Linked DNA regions of Homo sapiens: regions 1 and 3 are each linked to region 2. Evidence: read pairs that join two places in POLR2A ChIA-PET (ENCODE). Cell type or tissue: MCF 10A. All regions are shown on one strand.

What was found. ChIA-PET counts read pairs that join two places held together with the same protein. Peaks named below come from ENCODE experiments on the same cell type or tissue, not always from the same donor. Only the 100,000 strongest peaks of a DNase experiment are listed, where the experiment ranks them.
Region 1: POLR2A ChIA-PET joins it to region 2 with 5 read pairs; 2 of 35 experiments call an interaction of 5 or more read pairs at or near these places.
Region 3: POLR2A ChIA-PET joins it to region 2 with 5 read pairs; 3 of 35 experiments call an interaction of 5 or more read pairs at or near these places.

The regions. Positions count from the first base shown.
Region 1 is chr6:150,150,255-150,158,254 of GRCh38, forward strand. All of the region lies in intron 1 of PPP1R14C (protein phosphatase 1 regulatory inhibitor subunit 14C), which reads left to right. Among named protein-coding and RNA genes, the nearest start is that of PPP1R14C, 11 kb to the left of the region's middle. In MCF 10A, no CTCF peak of the experiment used is centred here; no DNase peak of the experiment used is centred here.
Region 2 is chr6:150,268,235-150,276,234 of GRCh38, forward strand. LOC105378054 (a long non-coding RNA gene) reads left to right here and starts at 1,178. Exons shown (of 3, transcript XR_943109.3): 1 at 1,178-1,736. RefSeq lists a cis regulatory region at 3,125-4,157 and an enhancer at 5,356-5,856. In MCF 10A, no CTCF peak of the experiment used is centred here; DNase peaks (open chromatin) are centred at 1,667, 4,547 and 4,897.
Region 3 is chr6:150,205,882-150,213,881 of GRCh38, forward strand. The region is part of intron 1 of PPP1R14C (protein phosphatase 1 regulatory inhibitor subunit 14C); the gene reads left to right. Among named protein-coding and RNA genes, the nearest start is that of PPP1R14C, 67 kb to the left of the region's middle. In MCF 10A, no CTCF peak of the experiment used is centred here; no DNase peak of the experiment used is centred here.

The sequences.
Region 1 (8,000 bases), 120 kb before region 2:
TTCTTCATTGACTTACTTGCTCCAAACAGGAACTGAAAGGTGGTAATGGTAGCCAATTGACTTTGAAGTTTAGGTTGACAGAATTCTTTTGCAAATGTGATCTTCCCTGAGTCCCACCCACTGTCTTTTCCTTTGCTCCTAACGTGCCCCTGCTACACTAGTTCTGCCTGCTGTTCTCATCTCTGTGGGTACATGTTTGCTTTTGCTGTCTTCTGTTTGTCCTTTTCCTCTCAGCCTAAAACAACCTGGCAGCCCCTGGTCTCCCTCGCCTAGCCCACAGCTCTCTGTCAAGAAGTCTCTTTCTAGATGGAGGGAAGAATCAAATCTGAATTTTATTTTCCATGTGGCACATGCTTTGGCCACATGGTTTACTTTGTAGTGCATGCTCTTGCTCTTGTTTCCTGCACTGGGCTAGTTCAAGCCTTCACCTGTCTTTTCAAGGCACCTCTTCTGTTCTCTGCCCTCCCAGTCTCCTCCTCTGCAAGCTAGACCAGCCACCCTCCAGGCACTTCATTCACGACACCCCTTTCTTGGCTGAGTTTTCAACCTCTCTGGCCCATTCATTTCAGCATATACACAAGTTGAAGTCTCTCTCTTCTGTTTAAACCACCACCATCCCCCACTACCACACAAATACCTTCCCCTCCTCCGCCCTGTATTCCCCCACCGCACATGCCGCTCCGTCTTTCTCCTTCCCTTTCTGGGTTTTTCCTCTTTTGCCTGCTCTTCAGTGATGACATTTCTCTGTCTTCGGGCCCTGGCTCTCTGTTTTTTTTGTTGTTTGTTTTGTTTTGTTTTTTTTTCCTTCACTCCTGCGTGCTGTTTTTGGATGATAAGACCCTTCCTGTGGCTTTAATTGCTGTCCATATGCGGACAACGTGTGACTCTGTATTTTTAGCCCTGATCTGTTTTCTGAGTGCCAGATGTATTCAGACAACTTTGAAATGGACAGTGCCACTTAGTACCCCAGAGAAACCTCATATTCAACTGGTCTGAAAATGAGTTTCTCATCTTCCTTAGGAAACCTGCTCCTCTTCCTCACTTCCCTCAGTGGGCGGCAGGCGCTGCTGTGCACAGTTGTCCCAGCCCAAGATTACGTGGCATGCTTATCTCTTGCCTCCTCCTTGCTGTCACACCCAGGAGTCACAAAGTCTTGTTGATGCTCCTACAGCTCTGGAATATGAGTCCCCACTGGTCCCTGCCACTGCCTTAATCCAGCTCCTTGTAACTTCTCACCTGTATAATAGCAATGGTCACTGTAGTCCAGTTTCTTTCAAATTACGGCAACCACTCTTTCTGCTACTGCACCCTCCACCACTGCTGCTATTGTTTCTACTACTGCTGGGACTAACCCAGCTCTCAGGTGACAGCCAGGAGATTTATGCATCTTACCTCATACCATCAATCCTCCCAACAACTTTATGAAGGAGATGGTGTTATCTTCATTTCTTCATTTTTTGGAGAAAGCAGCTGAGATCTGAGAAGTTGTCCCTTGTCCTTGTCCAAGTTCACACTGATTCCAAAGTCACTTAGCTATGATGCTCCCATTGCTCCCAGTAGCTCCATTTAAGAAGTGCTGATTGCGGCCGGGCGCGGTGGCTCACGCCTGTAATCCCAGCACTTTGGGAGGCTGAGGCGGGCGGATCACGAGGTCAGGAGATCGAGACCATCCCGGCTAAAAAGGTGAAACCCCGTCTCTACTAAAAATACAAAAAATTAGCCGGGCGTAGTGGCGGGCGCCTGTAGTCCCAGCTACTTGGGAGGCTGAGGCAGGAGAAGGGCGTGAACCCGGGAGGCGGAGCTTGCAGTGAGCCGAGATCCCGCCAATGCACTCCAGCCTGGGCGACAGAGCGAGACTCCGTCTCAAAAAAAAAAAAAAAAAAAAAAAAAAAAGAAGTGCTGATTGCAAACCTTGTCCTTCATGGGTGCTAATTTAATCCTCGCAGTAACTCTGCAAGGTAGGTGAAGAAACTGAAGTACAGGGAGTTTGAGCTGCAGGCCTCCGTCAGAGGCCACATGGCGGGCAGGTGGCAGGGTCTCTGGTTCCTGGGTTGGGCCTCCCGCTCTGTCCCTGCTCCAGCTCCCCACGGTGCTTCAGAGCCACCTCCATGGGCTGCAGCTAGTGTGTTTTCTAAAATCCAGGTGGGATCTTGTTCCGCACAGCCTTCAGGATAAAGCAGGAGCCCCTTAGCACGTGACCAGGGCTCAGGGGTTTCCCTGCCCCAGTCTCTGGACTTGTCTCTAGGCACCCCCAGCCCTGCTGTTTCAGCTATCAGCTGAGTCCCTAAGGCAGCTCAGCAGGAGCCCCTCTGCCATAATCACCTCCACCCCCTCCCCTGCCCCCACTCCCTAGCTGTCTAGCTTGCACCTGTTCTTAGCCTGGTACTTGGCAGTGCCTTCCCAGGAGCTTCTCTGATCCATCTCCTGCTGTCAGGCTGGCTCTGTGGCCTTTCCAGGGTCCCTCTTTCTGTAATCCTGTCTCCCACCCTCACTGCAGCCTCCTGAAGGCAGAATCTTGTACCTTTGCAGCCCTGGTGACTCTCACACACCTGGCTGCACTTGGGTGTCTCTGCTATGGACTGAATGTTTGTGTCTCCCCAGATTCATAGGTTGAAACGCTAGTCCCCAGAGTGATGGTATTTGGAGGGAGGACTTCGTGGAGGTCATTAGTGTTAGGTGAGGTCGTGAGGGTGGAGGTCCTGTGATGTGATTAATGCCCTTAAAAGGGGAGGAAGGGGCCAGAGCTCGCTCTCACTGCCATGCAAGGGCACAGCGTGAAAGCACAGCAAGAAGATGGAAGACGGCCACCTGTAGACCAGGAGGAGGATGCTGGCACCCTGATCTCAGACCTCCAGCCTCTAGAACTGTGAGACAGAAATGCTTGTTGTTGAGCCACTCAGTCTGTGCTATTTATTTGACTGTCAGTGAGTGACAGTGGCTGCATCTTCTGGTTACATGATGTGCATTTCAGAAATGTGTTCCCAAAATTAAGCATATGAATATAATTTGGCTCTGCCTGTATTGAAAACCTGCTCTTTCACTGTCAACTTGAAGTTATGGTTCTTTTTCCTGGTTATAAATTATAACTATGGAGTCCTTTGAACCTCTGAACTAAAAGGAAGTTGTGGCGTAAGGCACAGATGTATGGGGTAATGAAAGTCTTCAAAGAAAGGGATCACGAGTTACTGCCATTCTCTGTAATTTTAAGTCTTCAGCATGTCCAAGAATTTTGTTTGCACAGGAATTGCTTATTTCTATGTGAGTAGAAATGCTTGTGCAAGGAAGTAGCAAGTGCTTTTCCATCTGTGGATAAGACTTGGAGCAACAGGCTCACACAAGTCTTCACAGAACAAGAATGAAAGCCTGGATTCCTGCCTCTGCTTAAAAGGTTGGGGCCAATACATTCTCACTAGGTTTTTCTTAGTCAGCACTGGCATTTTGGAAATCTGTTCCACTGAGTAAAAGCTTAGAAAAAAGAAGACCAGAACGTGGGTGGGTCTCTAAATCATCACTTTATGGTTGAGGAATAAAGTGATTAAGAAACAGCTTCTTCATTTTGAAAGAATCCACGGGGAAATCTGTGGAAGGAGCTGTGGAGGGCTGGAATATTCATTCACTCACTCATTCATTTATTTGTTCAACAGATAACATAGGGCAGGAAAGGGGTTATAAAAAGCTTCACCCTTTTAAACTGTGTAAGGGAAAAAGTAGAAAAAGTAAAGGAACGAACACTTCACATTATGGCAGAAGAATGGAGGAGACCATATGATTGAAAGCTCTTTGGGGCAGGGACTCTGTCCTGTTCACAGTTGTGTTAGTATATTCCACACAGTTATTTCGTACATAGTGGCTGCATATTTCTTTACTCAAAGTCTGTGTTCAGGAAAGGATATGATAAATTCACTGACATTAGATTGCAAATGACTAAAAACAACTTACTTATCTTTCATTTTAATAGGAAGTCAGATCTTAAGTAAGAGAAAGTAATCTCTTAAGGGCTGGGCTTCAGGAATGAATAAGCCAGGGCAGGATGTATGCTTTGTGGCTGTGGGAACCTTGCTGGCACCTATGAGATTAATTCCTGTCGGCTGTTCCCAGTGTGAGGTAGTGGGAATGGCCCTTGCCTGTGAGCTCCGTCCTAGTCGGGCCACCGCTGACCAGCTAGATGAGCTTGGCAAGTCATTTTCACCAACAGAGTTTGTTTTCAGGTTTTCTTTCTTGATTTGAAAAAAAATGAGGGAGATCTGGGACTTTCTAGCTCTAACCTTTAGATGTTCTATGCTAAAGCCAGGGCTGCACTGGTGAAAGTGAGATGTATCAAAGAAAGGGTGATATTGAAAGCAGGAGAAATAGAAGTGTCTTCCCCTTCAAGGCAAACCTGAGACAAGGATTAGACTAGTTCACCAAAGGGCCATCGAATTTGCAGAGCTAATTTCCTGTAGCTGAAGTGGGAGCGTATCCATCCTGCACTGGGCATGATGTCTTGTGTGAGTGGCTTGGGTAGGGACTAGAACGTAAGGATTAGATTAATAACTTTTTTTTTTAAATCATCTTTTCCTCCTCTGAAACCTCTCCTTAACTATTGGCTTTCAAGTTAAGTTTGGAATCTGACAGCACAGACACTCACAGCCACCATAGCTGCTTTTTCTTTGCATTTAATTGGGTTAACTTTTAAGAAATGGCATGTTTGACTTAAGATTTTTAGGCATATAACCTATAATATTGGCTTTGGGGGGTGCTTTTCTGTTCTTATTATTTGTCCTTTATCTTGGCACCTCATAATTAACTAATGGTGGTATTTATTTTAACTTGAGGGAGGTTCATTTTGAGATATGAAATGAGCATCTGAGAGGGAAAATCACAGCAGCTTTCAGAAGTGAAATTTAACAAGGTGAAATGTACAAATTAGCTTGAATAAGAGCATGACTGAATCTATACTAAGCAAATTACTTTCTGTTGGGGAGTTTATTCCTGGAATGTCTCTTTATAGTTAGTTTTAGGACTAATAGGATGGGATAACAAGAAAAACTTAAGATTTTTTATGGACAGTTCTGGCAGGAAGTGAAAAGCAGAACTTATTCTTTGTAATATTTATTTATTTGGTATAATGATAGAATCATAAAGCACCATCAGATAATCCCATTTGACCCACATAAATACTCAGTGATATAAGTAGCTACTCCATTTTAAAATGAGAAAACGGGGAGGCTCCAAGAGTCTTAGTAACATGCTCAAGTTTAAACTGCCAGTAACAAGAGGAAGACTTGCTTCCTGGAAACTGTGAACATCAGTTGCACCATTTCCCCCCAGATACCTTCCATGTATTCTAGCATGTTTGGCCAATACACTGAGCAAATCTTTTTTGTTTGATTTACTTGATACATTTTCAAATATGCTTCATCTTAGTTGAACAGTTTACAGGATTCTGTTATTTCTCAAGTGAACCATTTACAGGAGTCAGCCATTTCTTAAGAAAAATGCAAATCCTGGCTGGGCACGGTGGCTCACACCTGTAATCCCAGCACTTTGGGAGGCTGAGGCGGGTGGATCACTTGAGGTCAGGAGTTTGAGACCAGCCTGAACAACATGGTAAGACCCCGTCTCTATTTAAAATACAAAAATTAGCCAGGTGTGATGGTGGGCACCTGTAATCCCAGCTACTCAGGAGGCTGAGGCAAGAGAATCGCTTGAACCTGGGAGGCAGAGACCGTAGTGAGCCAAGATCGCACCATTGCACTCCAGCCTGGGTGACAGAGTGAGACTCTGTCTCAAAAAAAAAAAAAAAAAAAAAAAAAAAAGAAAGAAAGAAAAAGAAAAATTCAAATCCATTATCTCTGAAGTAGACACCCCAGTGAGTGAGCTACTTCTTTCTTTCTTTGCCAGGTTTGCATGAGCCGTTGGTCATGGAGTCCTTGCACTCTTGGTCTATCTATTTAGATGGAATTGACTCCATGCTCAATCTCTTTTGAGGTTAAAAGTTAGAAACTCACTTTAAATAAGGCAAGGGATACAGAGTATATATTTTATCTTACATATTTGAAAGCAGCAGATATTATCATTGACATGGTAGAAGTAATGCTTTTTCTAAATACAATGTAAAAAACTATTAATTACTTGGTTTGCTTATGCTAAATGATGTTTTCACTCAAGTCCTTAGCTACTGCCGCCAATCATCTGTTAATATTTTTCTCTTATATTTGTATGTCAATAGCGCACACATTGGTAAAGCCATTTCATTCATTTCTGCTAATGTTAATGGAATTAAATCTGTTTCAAGCCAGGTAGGTGAGGTGTTGAGTTTTCAGATTGGCAGAGATAGCTTTTCTGTTTGGTTCTTATGAGCTAATACTCTACATAACAATTCAAATTAGTCAACTGGTTTTTCTCATGTTTGTGTTGGGGTGTGGCAGCTCTCTGACAAGTCAAAAGAAAATGAGTAATTGATTTGGTGCTAAAACATGATTATGCTTGCTATAATGAAAGCACCCTAGAAATATTAAAACTAAAAAACAACACGTACTATCTCTGTTAGACAAGTGCCTTTTGTTATGTTAAGATATTCCATTTCTTCTTCATGCGAGATGGTTCAGCATTTACTAATCTTATACCAGAAGCAGTTTACATGGAGAGATATTTAGATAATGAAAACTTGTCTGTACTTAGGTAAATGGAAAGGTTGTCACCTGAACTAGCCAGAGACTCCAAAGCATTTAGCTGCCAGTCATGCCTTAAACCTTGGGAACATCCCATGTTAGACTTAGATTAAGAACCCTTTTGGGGTTTCAAAGAGGTGACGGGCTGCATTCAATGGTGAATGATCCCAAGGTTGAGTTAACTCATCACTCTGAAGAAGAACAAAATGAGGAATTTACTTAGTTAACTACTGACACCTTACTATAAACTCTGAAGGAAGGCAAAGAATGAGATACAGATAATGTATAAAATATTTAGTAAAATGAAATTCTCATGTCAGCTGTTAAAACCACAACTCCGAGGATGTGAGAGAGTGTGGTCTATACAGGAGGGGTGGAGTGGGTGTGGACCTCAGCCTTCTGCTCTAGGAATCCATGCTTGTGAATGTCTTCCTAACTCTAGCCCCACTTTACAAAATCAAAACAAACAGAAAAGTTTCTAAGTATGGCTTCTTACTGGTGGTGGGAAACAGTTTGTCTCATTATCTCATTTCAGAGATGCCTACTGGTTATACTCACAGGTTCTTTTCACATCCTTTATGCCCTGATTGAGAGGATGTCTTAGTCCATTTTGTGTTGCTGTAGCAGAATACCTGAGACTGGGTGATTTATCAAGAAAGAGCCTTATTTGGCTCATGATTCTGGAGGCTGGGGAGTCCCAGAAGCATGGCACTGCATCCGTTGGCTTCTGGGCTTCTAGGGAGAATCTCATGCCATGTCATAACATGATGGAAGGTCAAAGGGGAAGTGGACACAGGTGAAGGGTCAAAACAGACCCTGCCCTGGAGGGAACTAACCTGTCACCTCCAGAATGAATCCAGTCTCACAAGAGCAAGAACTCACTCACTGTAGTGAGAACTGCACCAAGACACCTAGGCCCAGAGGGCGGAGTCTCTGTGACCCAAGCTCTTCCCATTAAGTTCCACCTCTTAAAGTTTCCACCTCCCAACATTGCTGCACTGGGAATTAAGGTTCCAACGTGCGTTTCGATGGGGACACTCAAACCATAGCAGAGACATTGCCTTCTAAGATAGACCCTCCCACCTTCCTGGGCTGGGGGAGCTGGCTTGGTCTATCTAGAAGGATGAGCAGGCTGCCCACTACCTACCTTTATTAAGAGTGATTTCAGTCATCATACTTGGCTAACTTTAATTTCCACTTTTAAATTATCTAATCCTTTCAGAGAAATTTTGGGGATTAATAAATATGAAAAACCATCTCCCCAAAAGCTCAGAATATTTATGAAAGTATTATTAGCAACATCTACTATGCTTTTGCTATAACTAATTCTGCCTTGTTAATCTAGTA
Region 2 (8,000 bases):
CTCCTCCTTTTGAAAGAGATTGGCCAGAAATCAATTGCCTGATTGAAGTCAGCCTTGCTGTTAACTAAAGATCAAGCCAGATGGCGCAGGTCACTAAAGATGACTGGTTCTGCCCCTGCTGGGAACAGTTCTTGGGCCAGCTGCTCTAAGTCCCCCGCCAGCTTTCCACAAATGTCTGACCATCTTGTCACCCTCTTCCTGCAGACATGATCAGACACATTCCCTTCCCCTGAGCCTGTCTGTAGGGAACTGTGCAGTGCCAGCAGAGTTCTGGAAGGATGAAGTGCTGAGTCTCTGTTGGGTACAGACACATCCAGTTACTGGCAGGACAGAGTAGTGCTGTGGGCATTTAATCAAGATTCTGTTAGGCAGGGAGGTGTGCTGAGGCTGGAGTTCAGCAGGGAATGAGAGCAATTGCTTATATTTCCTGAGGAGCTACGATGGCCAGCTCAGCACTAAGTGCTTCATATACATTACTTCATTTAATTCCCACAACATTCCAGTGAGGCTGGTGGGTACTAGTACTGCTACTGTCCCTTTTCACAGAGAAGGAAACTGAGGTTCCAGGTCATAAAGAAGTTGCTTAAGCATACAGCTAAGAGCAGGAGAGCCAGGATGTTAGCCAGTTGGTCTGATTCCAGAGTAAGGTCTTCAGGTCTTGGAATCAGAGTTGGTCTGATTCCGAGGTTGGTCTGTCTGCAAAGACATCAAGGAGTTCACAGTGCAGTGGGAGAGAGAGACAAGCCAGCTGGGATTATATGAAATGATATGAGGATATGATATGGTAATGTGATATGATATATTATATGATCTGGTATAATGATATATGATGATATGATATGGTATGATGATATGATAATATGATATGGTAAGATATATATGGCCTGTGATGAGGCTGTGGAAACAGGGAAATAACACTGGATGGAGTCTTGTGGGGGCAGGGAGATCATGAAAGCATTTCCAAAGTTGGAGTTCTAGCTGTGTGTCCCCACAGCACCCTATGATGGTTAATGTTATGTTAACTTGACTGGGCCATGGGATGCCCAGATATTTGGTCAATGTTATTCTGGGTATTTCTGTGAGGATGATTTTGGACAAGGTTAACATCTAAATTAAGAGACTGAGGACAGCTGATTGCCCTCCCCAATGCAGGTGGGCCTCGCCCAATCAGCTGAAGGCCTGAAGAGAACAGAAGGCTGAACCTCCTGTGAGTAAAAGTCCTCCTGCCTGGATGCTTTCAAACTGGGACATCAGCTTTTTTTCCTGCCTTCAGACTCGAACTGAAGGATCCACTCCACTCTTCCTGGGTCTCCAGCTTGCAGACTCCCTCTGCAGATCTTGGGACCTGCCCACCTTTATAATTACGTGAACCAATTCCTTATAATGAATCGCTTTATTTGCACACACACACGTCCTATTGGTTGTTTCCCTGGAGAGCCGTGACTTGTACACACCCTGTTCTTATTCTGTCACAATGCCTGTTACAACATCTCAGCACTGGCCATTTAACTGCATCTCCTACTGAGCTGGAAGCTCTGGTGGATAGGGGCAGGTCTGCTCATTCACTGCTGCCTTCCCTGCACCTGGTACCATGCACACAGAATAAGCCTAGCAGAATGCCTGTGGATGGACTGACCAATGAAAGTAATGAGGTGCTGGGACCCGAAGGCTGAGTGGCATGAGTCATGAGGAGGCATAGGTGGAGTTGGAGGTGGGAGGAGGATGATGTAGCAAAGGTAATGGCATGAGTCAAGCGTCTGGCTGAGAATGGGCACAGTGAGTCTCAGACATCAGTGACTCCAGCAGGGCTGGAGCCTGCAGGGGGGTGGCCAGTGAGGGGGAGGGGAAGCTGGATGGTTGGATCATGAAGGGCTTTGCACAAAAGTTAAGCAGTTCGACTTTATCCTGCAGGAAGTGGGGGTGGCTAAAGAGTTGACAGATTCTGAATCTACCTAGCCGTGTGACCTTGGCCAAGGTATTTAACTCTGGACTTGGGTTTTGCTGTTGTTTGGTTAGTTCGTTTCTTTTTTCCATTAGAAAAATGAGGGAAGTAATGTGTCTGGGATGGTTGTGAGACTCCCATGGGTGTGTCGAGTGCTGTGTAAGGGGAGGCATGCTGGACATCTAAAGGCGCAGTGGGCATGGGGCCCACCTCAGCCTTGGCACACAAGCAAGTCCACAACATCCTTCTCCTCTGAAGGCTGACAATCGGCAGAATGTGATGAATGACTGTCTGATGGCATCAGAGAGTTGCAATGCTGTTAAAAGAAAAACCTTAGACAGATTAAGTTTAACAGAGTTTCATTGAGCAAAGAACAAACCTCAAATCGGGCAGCACTGAATGAGAATAGGTTCAGAGAGGCTCTGGCCCAGCCACATGGTCAAAGAAGATTTATGAATAGAGAAAGAAAAGTGACAAACAAAACGGAAGTGAGGTACAGAAACAGCAGGATGGGTTACAGCTCTGCATTTGCCTTATTTGAACATGGTTCAAACACTTGGCCACCTGTGATTGGCTGAAACTCAGCGCTTGGCACAAAGGTTATAGTTGTGTACAGCCAGCTAGATTACAGTTCACCATGTACAGAGAAACCTGGCTGAACTTAAAAATGTAAGGAGGCAGCTTTAGGCTAAACTTGATCTAACAATGCTTTCCCCATGCGCCTGGCATTTCTGTCTTGGGAGCATCCAGATGAATAAATGACGTCTAGGAAGAGTCCCAAGAGTCCCTGGGAGAGACTCACAGGTGCATGAGAGAGGAGTCTGTTTTGAAAGCAAGGCCCATTGAATTCCAACTAGAAAAATCTCCGTTCGTTTAAGAGCCATGTGTCTCCCTGCACTAGTTTGGTATTAATATTTATCCATGTTCTTAGTATATTCAGATCAGCTGCTGACAAGGCCTTTTCATTGATCAAATACACTACTCTATATGAAGAAACATAGAGATTGAGTGGATTAAATATATATCTCAAAGCCTTCCAAACCCCACTTTGCTCCCAAGATAACTATTTTATTTTTCTGAGCTCTCTAGAGGAAGAGAGGCAGATTAGTTTTCCCAATGGTGTAGTGACCAGGAACTCCAGAAATCTGGGGATCAGCAAGCCACTGCACCATTACAGGGCTCCAGGGTCCTACTCCTTAGCCACACTCCAAGGACCAGGAATAAGCCATTGCAAATGCTAGTTCCAGGAACACGCTGACCCAGCTGTGATCCAGGGATCAAAAGCTAACACCAAACCTGTTGGCTACAAAGCTTCCTGTGAGCCCTGCCTCCCTTTCTACTTAAATGAGTTCCTAATTCAAGGCTGCATGAGGGCCTTTGGGTGGCCATTCACAATCACAAGGAAACCTCAGTTGCAGGAGAGTCTGGGATATTCAGTTTGCAATATAAGAAAGCCCTTAGCAGAAGGTTGGGATAGATAAAGAGCTGCCATATTGTCACTGATAAACTGGGTTTTTTCACCACTTTGTGTCAGTCACAAAAAAAGAACATCCAGCTGGAAAAAGCAATCAGGCTTTATTCACTAGCCAAGGAATGGAGAAGGTGGCTCTCACTCGAAAGGTAGCTTCTTCCCAAACAATAGAAGGTGTGGGGTTTTAAGGACCAGGTGCAGGGCGAGAGAAGCGTGTTTGCATGTGCAGGGCGGGACTCCAGATATGCCTAATTCATAAATATATATGTTCATATATCACCTGTACACAAAATGGTGGAGATTTTCCTTTGGGGGAGGAAATTTTAGCATTATAATGATATGTTAATGATCTGAAGGCAACTAAGGGTCATCTATTCCGGTTTGTGCTGGTTTTGTGGCATCTTATCTTCCTCTGCTCTTTGGTCAGTGGTCAGTAAGCTCTGGTGCCATCCCAGGCCTTCTGGTTTCATTAAGCAGCTGTGCCTGTAGATAAAGGGACTAAAAGAAAATAGAAAAAGGAACTTTCCCAGTGACGTCATCAGGGCTGCCCTGGTAAAAATACTGGCTGCCCTGAAGAAGACCTAGATATTCCTTGTTCAGTGTATGCCCTGAAAGATCAATGCTGGAAGCTGGCAAGAGGGAACATTCTCACTAGCTTTCTATTTTAAACAGACATGATTTAATATATTTACCCAGAAAGGTCTGAGCACACATCCTCTACTCTACCTTCCTCCCCAAACCCCACATCCCAGCAAATCTGTACTCAAGGCATTCACAGTTTGCAGAAATGATTTGCTAATCCAGGCTGGGGCAAGCCCCAAGAGAAGAGCTGACAATGACCAGTTTTCTGGGTCAGAGGCACAGAATCGAATGGGCCAGAGGGAGCCCATTCATCTCCCTTTCTTCCTCTTCAAATGTTGCTCCCTGACCCTTTATCTAAGACTGGATGGTTGATGGTCAATAAAATTGAAGTTCCTAAGCTCCTAAAGAGGTTTATGGAAACCGGCGTTTAGCTGGTGTCTCAGTGTGGCTGGTTGGTTCCTAACCAGTCTCTGCTTCTAAACTTTACCTCCAGGGCCAGGCGGGTTCAGGCACGTTCCTGGCGGAAGGTGCTCTGATGCTGTGGAAGACAGTTTCTTCATGGATTCCAACTGCTTGATTTGTGGGAATGACTCAACCATGCCTGTTCTCCCCCACCTTTGATGAGGCATCTGACACTGAGTTAATTCATTTGCATGGTGTAGACTATAGTAAATCCAGTGTTGGGACACTGTGTCATCTTCTTTCTGATTATGATGGTAACAAACGCTTGCCATAGGAGACTGGAAAAATCTATCCTATAGGAATATTGGAAAATCTATCCTGTAGGAAGAAAGAAAAAACTCACCTAAACTTGTACCACACACTGTCAAATCTGGGCACTTTTCCTTCTTTTTGTCTTTTTCCCCCTAAAGCCACAGGCGTTTAAAAACAACCTGAGCATGAGTCAGCCTGTCTGTCCACATCTACATACATGTGATCGAGGCCCTCATCTTGCAGATACAGATCTATTCTCTTGCAGAGACTCAACCTTGGACAATATCATTGCTTTCCACTGCAATATTCATTACTCCATCAACAAATTTTTATTTTTTATTCTTTTGAGACAAGGTCTCACCCTGTTTCACAGGCTGGAGTGCAGTGGTGCAATCATGGCTCACTACAACCCAAACTCCTGGGCTCAAGTGATCCTCCTGCCTCAGCCTCCTTAGTAGCTGGGATCACAAGTATGCACCACCATGCCCAGCTAATTTTTTTTCTTTTTCTTTTTTTGTAAAGATGGAGGCCTCGCTTTATTGCTCAGGCTGGTCTCAAACTCCTGAGCTCAAGCAATTCTCCCGCCTTGGCCTCCCAAAGTGCTGGGATTATAGGCGTGAGCCACTGTGTCCAGCCAGAAAGTTCTATTTTGTATAGCTAGCTTAACAAAACTGCTGCAGTGCTAGCCCCTATTCTTAGTCTATTGCCCATCTGGCCTCCACTATCTGGAAGATAGACAGAAGAGCCCACAACCTTCTCCAGACAACAAAGAAACTGGCCGGTGAAATCATCAAGAGGCTAGCTGGCGTCTGGGGGGTGTGAGGGAGTGCATTGCATTAATGAAGTCTTTTTATTCTTGGAAAAGTGTTTGGACAAAGGCTGTGCTATGCGTATGGCGTCTCTGCAGCTCCTGGACATATGCTCTGACTGTGCTACTTCTGCACACGAAAGGTCAGCATATGGCTTCCTTTCTCTTTCCCCGAGGAAAGTGACAGGCTGGTCATGGATGCCTCACCTGCTGTTGCTCTCGCTCTGGAGAAAGAAGTGTTGGAGGCATCACTGCCAGTAAATCTTCACTGGGCTCCCAGCAGGCCTGGCCTAGCTTGACCCCTTCATGGGTAACAGCAGAAGGCCACCTGCTGCTCCGCGGCTGAGCAACCAAACAGCACAGCTGCTGAGGTTAGGGTTTGAGGTGAAATATAGCCACACACATCTCCCAGGGTCACACGTGGGTAGCCTCAAAGGGCAAATAGGTCTTGAAATGATGGTCTCAGGGGAGAAACCACTTCCATGGCCTGTTCTCGAGCTGTCCAGCTTGGCAGGGTGAGAAAAGTCTGCAATGAATGGCCTTCCTGGGTCTTTCCGTCAGAGCAGCCTGGAGTGTGTGCTGAAGGTGAAACAGCCACCCCAGCGCTTCTCCTCCTCCTCCACACTCCTTCGTCCTTTTAGGTCCCTTGCCCTACCTTTGTCCTTGTTATTGCTGACAGTCAGAGCATCCAGGAAACAGAGCTGGGAAAGAAAGAAACCAGAAGGGAGGAGAGGGGCCTAAGATTGAGGGTTTGGAGAACAGATTAATGCTATGACCTTCAGCCGCCTGGGGACAAAAAGCACCTTCCAGAGAGAAGCCATTGAGCAGTCGCTGACGTTGCATCCATCAGGCTCGTACTGGTTGTAGGATTTGATTTTTAAAAGGCACATGTTTATGACTACGTGGCTTTCTTGTCCCACTCTATAGCAAGCTAACTGAAAGCACTTTCCCCCGTGTCAATCAGTTAAAGAGAAGGCTAGCAAATATGTCTGTGACAGAATAATCTTGGTGTTTCCTAATTTCCACTTCATGGCACTGTGGAAAAAGACATCTGAAGGTGCTGTGGAATTATATGGACAAGGCTGCAGGCAGATGGCGAGGCCGTGGAGAGATTCGACTTGGAACCTATTGGGAGGATATAGGGTGGAGACGCGTGATTCTGGATCATGTGAACCCAGGATGCACGTGAATTTCCTGCATCACCTAAGGAGGAAAGTGGGGAGGCTGTTGAGCGAAAGCAGCTTGAAATTCTTCTTGGGATCCACGTTCACGTAATTGATTCCTTCCTTCCTTGCTCCTTTTTTGCCTTTCTTTTGTTGATTGATTCTTTCTTTCATTAATCAAAATCTGTCTTCAAGGATCTCACCTTCAGCTCTGGGAAGAAAGCCCATTAAGCAACCTCAAGGCAGTAAAGAAGGCAGGAAGAGACAGGAATGGTCAGAGTATATTGAAAAACGTTCCTCAGTCAGTCTCCCAAATGTTCGGTGTATGCTGGAATCACCTGGGGTTCTCTGTACCGATGCCGTCTCGAAGACCAGGGGATCTCAGGTGGTGATCAGGAATCTGCATTTCACCAGCCCCTGTCCCCACCCCATCCCCAGGGCATGCTTTTGGAAATCTGCTCACAACGTGTCCCTCCCCCTCCTTCCTGCTTTTATTAACTAGATGTTAAAATGCTTGGAGTCACACTCAGGAGTGTGTGGAGTCTTCTCGTGAGACTTAGGTCCTTGTTTTTTAGCACCAAGTAAACATTTCTAGCCTTTCTGTTTCTTACAGAACAATCCATTTCAAAGCCATACCTCCGAGGGGGCAAGGGTTTTCTCTAGACCATGCAACATCACTGTCTCTGGCCCTGCGGCTGTTGGAGCGGTGGGTACAGATGTGCTGAAGGTGCCAGTTCATGCCCTGAGGCTGCTGCTGAGCTGCTCGGACTGGAAACCAGCACTGAGCCTTGTGTGCACAGAGAAAACCACTGGGGAGTTCAAAGGACAAAAGACCCTTTCAACTTCATCGATGCCTATGGCAATGGCTTGGAGAATAAAACCAGTGCTTTTTTTTTTTTTTTTTTTGAGAAAGAGTCTTGCACTGTTGCCCAGGCTGGAGTGCAGTGGCACAATCTCGGCTCACTGCAAGCTCCGCCTCCTGGGTTCACGCCATTCTCCTGCCTCAGCCTCCCGAGTAGCTGGGACTACAGGCACCCGCCACCATGCCTGGCTAATTTCTTGTACTTTTAGTAGAGACGGGGTTTCACCCTGTTAGCCAGGATGGTCTCGATCTCCTGACCTTGTGATCCGCCCGCCTCGGCCTCCCAAAGTGATGGGATTACAGACATGAGCCACCACGCCTGGCCAAACCAGTGCATTATTAACACATGTTTCAAGCCATCGAATGTGGACCTGCAGTCTTAAAGCAGATCCCAGAACACCTTAGCTTGTATTTGTCCCTGAGGCCTGGCAGATGCTAGCAGTCCTGCCCCTCACTTT
Region 3 (8,000 bases), 62 kb before region 2:
GCTTATTTCTGTGGCCTCTTAACTGGTCTTTTCGCGTATGCCCTCCTTTCTAACAGGTAAACCATAACCCATCATGCCTCTGAAAGAATGAGAACCCATCAATGGCTTTTCTCTTGCTCACGGTACAAGTCAGAGGCTTTACAGGGGCCTCTGAGTCTCCACATGCTCTGTCCCTTCCCCCACCATGGCCCCAACTCTGATACAGTGACCCCGGGCTCCTGGCAGCTTCTTAGACACAGCCTGGCATTACGTGTTTTCCCTTGATGCTGTGTCTTTAATCAGATACCTTTCTCGCTGAGCCTTACCCTGTCACTGCCTGACTTAAAATTCCAGCCCCCATACTCCCTGTCTCCCCTGCCTAATTTTTCTGCAAAATATTTATCAATCTTTGCCACTGTACGTATTGTACTTATTTGTTTATTGTCTGTCTTCCCCCATTAGAGTTTAATCCCCACGAGAGCAAATATTTTTGTCAATTGTTTATTCCTTAACCCTGGCATCTAGGACAGTGCCTGGCAGGTAGTAGGTGCTCAGTAAATCGGTGCTGCAGGGGTTTGCCTGGTGTTCTGAGATCCTGATGTAGATGTGCCTAGTTCTAGAATAATCTGACGTAACCCGTGATGTGCATCTTCATGTGTGAGCACTGGTATTTGTTTTACAGTGTTGATTTGTGAGACAATGCCACTCCTGTTCACTTGTGTTGGAATGTGTCTTCATGAGCAGGAGGAAAGGGAGGCGTTCTACACGGGGCATGAGGATGGTCCCTGCCGGGAGCTCTCCTCTCTGCCGCAGCTGTCATTTGCATCTGCGTCAGTGCCCCAGAAGTGAACCTTCGTAGGATATAGGTAGGTCAGGACCTGCTCTCCTGGGTGACAAGAAAGGCGATTCCTGTAAATATTATGTAAAACATTCCTTCACTTCACCATGGAGTCAATGGAGTCAGGTTCAGTCAGGCTATTTTGATGTTTTTTTTTGTTTGTTTCTGTTTTTGTTTTTTTTTTGCGACAGAGTCTCGCTCTGTTGTCCGGGCTAGAGTGCAATGGCATGATCTCGGCTCATTGAAACCTCTGCCTCCCGAGTTCCTGCGATTCTCCTGCCTCAGCCTCCTGAGTAGCTGGGATTACAGGCACATGCCACTATCCTCGTCTAATTTTTGTATTTTTAGTAGAGACAGGGTTTCAACACGTTGGTCAGGCTGTTCTTGAGCTCCAGACCTCATGATCTGCCTGCCTCGATCTCCCAAAGTGCTGGGATTACAGGTGTGAGCCACTGTGCCCGGCCTATTTTGATGTTTTTAAAAAGGGCTTTGGGAGGACTTTGCTCTCTGGCTCTAAGCAAGCTTTAGCCATTGGTTTAACTTTAAAAACAAATGTGTATTAGGGAAATACTGGTAATATAGGATCCCACTGGAAAGGCATATGCTTGTTTACCCATGCTACTTCTGTCTAAGGCCCAAGGTGAGGCCATCCTACCCCAGCCACTCTAAATGGCCTGGCCACCTGTGCAGATGGGTGCCCGGTGGGGCTGGGCCCTCGATTCGCATCAGGCAAGCTCATCTCCATGCCTTGCGTGCTCCCCAGCTTGTCAAGCCTCCATCTGTTTCGTTCTTCACTCCGGCATCCCATGTACCTTCCTCAATCTGGATTTGGGGACATGCCCTCTGGCCTTCATGAGCCACAACTGTAGAGGATATAAGAAAATCAAAGTTTATTTCTCTATTTTTCTGGAGCACTCCTTCCCAAAACAGGATAAATACATGAAGATGTAAGACCTAATATGTCTTAAAATGTCTATGGTTTTTTCTCTACTCTTGATAGATAGTCTGAGAATGTCTTAGTTCATTTTCTGTTGCTGTGACAGAAGACTACAGACTGGGTAATGTATACAGAAAATAAATTTATTTCTTTTAGTTCTGGAGGAAGATAATCAATGTCAGCAGGCTTCCCAATGGAAGCCAAGAGCAGGGATTCCAGAATCCCAAGAGGAACCAATTTCCAACCTCAAGGCCTGGGAAGTTCAAGGTCGAGGGGTCATATCTGGTTGGCTTCTGGTGACAGCGTTCATCCCGTGTAATAGCATGGCAGAAAACTGGAAGGGCAGGCAAGCGCTTGAAAAAAGAGATGGGGCAAAGGGGGCTGATCCACTTTATAACAACCAGCGCCTCATGAGAACCAACTCAGTCTCTAGAGAACAGTGTTAATGCACGCATGAGGGTGTGCCCCCATGACCTAATCACCTCTGAAGGTTCCCATTACCTCTCACTCAGTACTGTTGCCCTGGGGACCAAATTCACCCTGAGTTTCGGAGGGGTCAAACCACATCCAAACCATAGCAGGGAGGATGTAGGCCTTGAGGGTGGAAATGGTTTCCTCTCGGGTTTCTGGAATATTTGCTGTTGGCTTCCATGCTCTGTTGCTATAGGGAAACCCACTGACATTAATTCTCTATCTTCCATGTGTGGCCTGGTTTTCTTCTGAAAGCTTCCAGGATCCTCCCTTTATCCCCAGTGTTCTGACATTATATAGTGATGTGTCATAGGGTAGGTTGGGCCCCTTGTTAAGTGGGAACATTTTTTTTTGCAGATTCCAGGGCTGATTTAAATATTTAATGTTATATTATTTAAATACATACCACTTAAAACTGGGTATAAATTCCTTATGCTATGGTTATAAAAATCACATCCAAATTGCAAATTAAACATAAAGTACCAGCTAATGAAACTCAAATGCACAACATCCCTTTGCTGTGATGGCTGGCTTCACTCCTTTTGTCACTGGAATTAGGTACAGATTGCCGTCTCTCAGTGTCCTTTGAGTGATAGCGTTTGGCTTCACTTGGCGTGAATGAGTCATTTATATATTAAATCTACCCTGTGGCTTTTTTCTCATTAGCCACAACAATTAACATAATTCTGCTTGATGCCAATGTGTAAACACAGAGCAGCCCGGCACAGCGTGGTTATAGCACGGCTGTCCAGACTATTCTTAGACTGTGCTTGCTTACAGGAATTATTTTGGATTGTCATTACAATGAAAACATGAGATGTAAATGTTTTCATAGACAGCTCACATAGTCCCAAGGATTCAGTTCTTTTTATACGCTTCCTATGCCAGTTTGCTCCCATAGGCCTATAGAAAGATGAGCTATAAGAAATTGTGGCTATTGTTCAGATGAGTGTTTGAACAGGCCATAATAAGCTGACATTTGCCACTCCCCACCCCTGCCACCCCACGTTTCTCCATCAGCTGCCACAATTTGCACAGGAGTTTAATCCCGTGTTACGTTGCCATCCCTATTTTGAAATGGAGACGGATGAGAGCTGTTAGCCACAGTCATTTCCAGGAAGCTGCCAAGCTATGTCTCCTAGAGCTTGGAGACCATGATCCATCTTCAGGTGAGGTTTTAGCTTGAACATTCCTGCCTGCTCCCTTCACTGCTGTGGGCAGGGGTGAACGTTTATATTTTTTAAAAGCTAATGTGACATCAGACAGGGCTGACAGTGTAAACTTTCTGGCTAGTTAGAAGTGTGTGTATATATCTGTGTGTTTATTTGTGTATGTGTGTATGTGTGCATGTGAGTGTATGAGTGGTGTGGAATGGGTGTATTCATGTGTGTGTATGTTTGTGTATGTGTTTGTGTGTGTGGATGTGAGTGTATGAATGGTGTGGAGTGTGTGTATTCATCTGTGTGTATGTTTGTGTATATATTTGTGTGTGTGTATGCATGTGAGTGGTGTGGAGTGTGTGTATTCATGTTTGTGTATTCATCCATGTGTGTATTCACATGGAGTGTATGTTTGTGTATGTATTTGTGTGTGTGTGTGTGCATGTGAGCGTATGAGTAGTGTGGAGTGTGTGTATTCGTGTGTGTATGTTTGTATATATATTTGTGTGTGCATGCATGTGAGTGAGTAGTGTGGAGTGTTTATATTCATGTGTGTGTATGTTTGTGTATATATTTGTGTGTGTGTGTGTGTGGATGTGAGTGTATGAATGGTGTGGAGTGTATTCATCTGTGTGTATGTGTATATGTTTGTGTATGTGTGTGTGCATGTGTGTGTATGAGTGGTGTGGATTGTGTGTATTCATGTGTGTGTATGTCTGTGTATATATTTGTGTATGTTTGTGTATATATTTGTGTGTGTGTGTGTGTTGTCACTGCGGGCCAGCTGTGTTTCAGGACCCTGCTTTGCTTGCATTTCTGCATCCTGGTACCTGAGCCTGTTCTGAGCTTCATCCGTGGCATGCCCAGCGCCAGGTTCTGCAGCGCTTCCCAGTGCAGTGGCAATGCGGAGTCCCACTGCTGCTTGCAAGTTGGGGCAAGGGGGCTGGTGATGGCCAAGCCTACACTGTGTGTTGGTTTGTGAGGTGTCTTCAGAGCCCCGGTGTGCTCCCGTCATTACTGTCCTTCTCCAAAACCTCTCAGCCTCAGAACCTGGATCTTATCTTTACCTTTTCTTTCCCCCGATCCCTCATCCAGTTCATCTCCAAACTCCATCTGTTTATTCCTCCCTATTATCACTATTTTAAAATCTTATTTTTGCCAGGATCATCTTCAAGCCCTGTTGCTTCGCACCTGATACATGACATTCCCACAGCCTCCTGCCTCCTCCCTGTTATCCCGGGCTCCGCAGTGGGGCCATCTCTTCCTTCTGTCATTCCCCTGTCTTGTTCTGGAGCCATGGAGCCTTCAGTGTGACAGTCTCTGCAGGACAAGGGGAACCGGCAGCCTATGGGCCAATGGGTTTTGTTTATCCTACACAATATTTTAAGAAGTTGACGGACAGCTTTAAAAATTGGAATTTTTTTACATTAAAAAACTCTATTTTCAGTTATTCCTGAAAACGTAGAAAATCCAGCAGCACTGAGCACATATTCCTAGAAGGTGACAGGAGGTGGGAATGGCGTGTTCCCTGCTGCTTTCCCTCAGGCCATGTTTTCTCCAGTTTGCTGCACTCCTCACTCTACTGTATAGCCCCTCAGCCTGCTCCATTTCTGTCACCTGTCTGGCCCCCATCGACGTGCATATTTGCAGCCCAGAGCTGACTGGCTTCCTGGCCAAGGACCTTTCTACACCCACATTTAGAATTCATCTTGTCTCTTTGCCTCCTGCTACCATTTTGCCTCTTGGGAGTGCTCTCCCTTCCCTCTAAACCTGTTCAAATCCTGTCATTCCGCAAGGTCAGTTCACCTCCTCCCTCCTGTGTGCAACTTCCCTGCCTGCCCCTGGCGGAGTTTTCTCTCTCCCTGAATCACTAAAGCGCTTCAGGTTTGTCTGTGGCTTTGGGGCCATTGCATGTCATTGTGTTTGTCAGAGCTGTGTTTAGACAGCCCGTCCCCCAGTGCCAGGGCCTCACTGTGGCTGACACACAGTGCCTTGCACTCTGCGGACTCTGGGTTCTCAACAAATGTACGACAAGAAAGATGTGTAGAGGTGATCCAGGGCCTCGTGCTATGGGTACCAACAGGAGGGCCTCTCACTAATGTGGGGCAGGGAGTAGCTGATAACTTTCCCCAGCAGCTGTGAAGACAGTTGTTTCACTTTTTGTCACCAGAGCCACTGTTTAGGGACACACCTTTAATGTGGGAAAATGCCCAAACACAACTAAGCTCTGGGACGTCATGGTGGGCCATGGGCATGTTCCCTCCTTTGTAAGTGATTTGATCTATCACTAAGGTCATTCAGTGATACTGCTCTAAGATCAGCATACAGAAGATAAAGTTAAATAGGACTTCAATCAAATTTAGAATATTTCCATACTTCTCATTAAGAATATTAAGTACCAATTTACAGGATTCTCTACTTGGTACTAGGTGCTGTCTTTGCTTCCCAGGACTCTCCCTCAAGAGCCTCTGGGTCTCTATGTTCTTCTCACCTGGGTTTTGTTTCAGCTTCACTGACATTCAGAACACCCGGGACGCATGCTGAGCTGGGAGCGGGATGCCTTTCTCTTCCTATGCCTCTGATAAATCAGGGTGGGATTTCTGAGAAGCAGCATAGGTTGGTAAAAAGCGCAGATGCCTAATGGCTGTTAACGATGACTCAATCACTTGAGGTTTTTTCCCCAACCCTTGAGATCTGGGCTTTGTTTGCATCAGCTTTCTGGCTGGTAAAACCAAGCTCAGGGTTTCTCATCACATGCCCTTGGGTAGTAGGAGTGACCTTGAGATGCCTGGCATTTTTTTCTTTACTCCTGTCAAGCCCCTTTGAGAGGGGAAGGGGCTTTGCTTCCCAACTTCTGGGCCAGAGGGCGAGTGTACTCTGGGGTAGCACTGTCCAATAGAGCTTTCTGCTACAATGCAAGTGCTCTCCATCTGTGCTTTCCAGCACAGTAGCCACTTGCCTCGTGTAGCTATTGAGCACTTGAGATGTGGTCATTGCGACTGAGGAACTGAGTTGTATTTCATTTTAATGTATTCAAATGTGCTTACCACATATGCTTACCATATGGGACAGCCCAGATCTCAGGGGTTGGGGAAAATGGGTCAGTGCAATACCTAACAGAGAGCCGTGCACAGTCCTAAGGGGAAGATGCCTAACTGAAGATGCCTACTGTGTAGGGCGAGGCTCTACACTGCTATGCAAGTCAAAGCCTGTTTGGCCTAACTTGGCTGGCGTCAAAACTATTTGAATTATATTTGCAGAAAAACCCATTGCTGTGCTGTTCTGCGGAGGGCATTAGTTACTAATTGTTCTCTCATTTCCTTTAAAAATAGCAGACACCAAGCTCCCTTAGCTGTGATTTAAGGAGCCACAGTGGTATAGCTGGCGAGTGCAGTCACGAACCGCATAACAGCATTTCAGTCAACAATGGACTGCATATATGACAGTGGTCCCATAAGATTATAATACCCTGTTTTTAACGTACCGTTTCTATGTTTAGATGCGCAAATATTTCCCACTGTGTTACCGTTGCCTACATTATTCCGTATGGTAATATGCTGTCCGGGTTTACAGCCTAGGAGCAATATAGGCTGTGCTATACAGCCTGGGTGTGTGGTAGGCTACGCCATCTAGGTTTGTGTAAGTTCACTCTGTGATGTTTGCCCAACGATGCTCCTAGCCATCGAAAGGTCATCCTTCAGCTTTATTATCATCAAAGCGTTTCAACTTCCTGTTTCTACATCATCTGCTTCTATTAATAGCTACATGATTGTTAAGTACAAATATGAAAATTATGTCGAGGAGTACAAAATCTTTCTTCCATTAGGCAGAACCGCACAGATGAGATCTAAAACGTTCACATTGATAAATACTGCTTTTGAAGTGGATTTTTCCCCTTAAGAGCCAAGCAAAGGATCAAAACGGAAATTCTCCACAGAAACAAGAATAAATCACTAGAGAGGTTGTTTCTGGAATTTTCCTGCCCATTGAGGGCCTGTTCTTGGAGCTAATGTCAGCGAGGATAGTGTATCATATTCCTTGACTTCCTCAGTATACTGGGGTCCTCACTTTTGTGTTGTAACACACACACACACACACACACACACACACACACAAGAGGTTGAGTACTATTACTGAATAAATGCACTTTAGTAGGAAGGAAACATTCAGAAAGTCAGCCTCTTCTGGGAAGCCAAGACAAACAGCTCTTGGAGCCAAGACACAGAGAGGCCACACCCAGGGAATGCCCGGGTGTCCCCAGTGTCCCCATGTACACCTTTCTCTCTAGCTCCTGCAGATGCTTCTCAGCCATCCCTGTGGCTGGAAGGAGTTGGGCTGCCATGACTCCTGATGAAATGCAAAATTGCAGGACTCTCTTAAATGCTCTTTTATTTTGACATTTTAAAATGCTATTCTGAGAGGTATAGAGAAGACTTAGGTAACAGAAGAGATGAGAAATAGCCAAGATCTCCTTTGAAGTTCAGATTCCAAATCAGTGGGGTCTTTCACCAAATCCATCTGGCCCTTCTTCCCTCTTTTTGGGCTAGAGGTCTTTGGTGGCAGGAATATTAAACTAGACCCACATTGGCTGCAACAATGAAAGAGGTTGATTCAC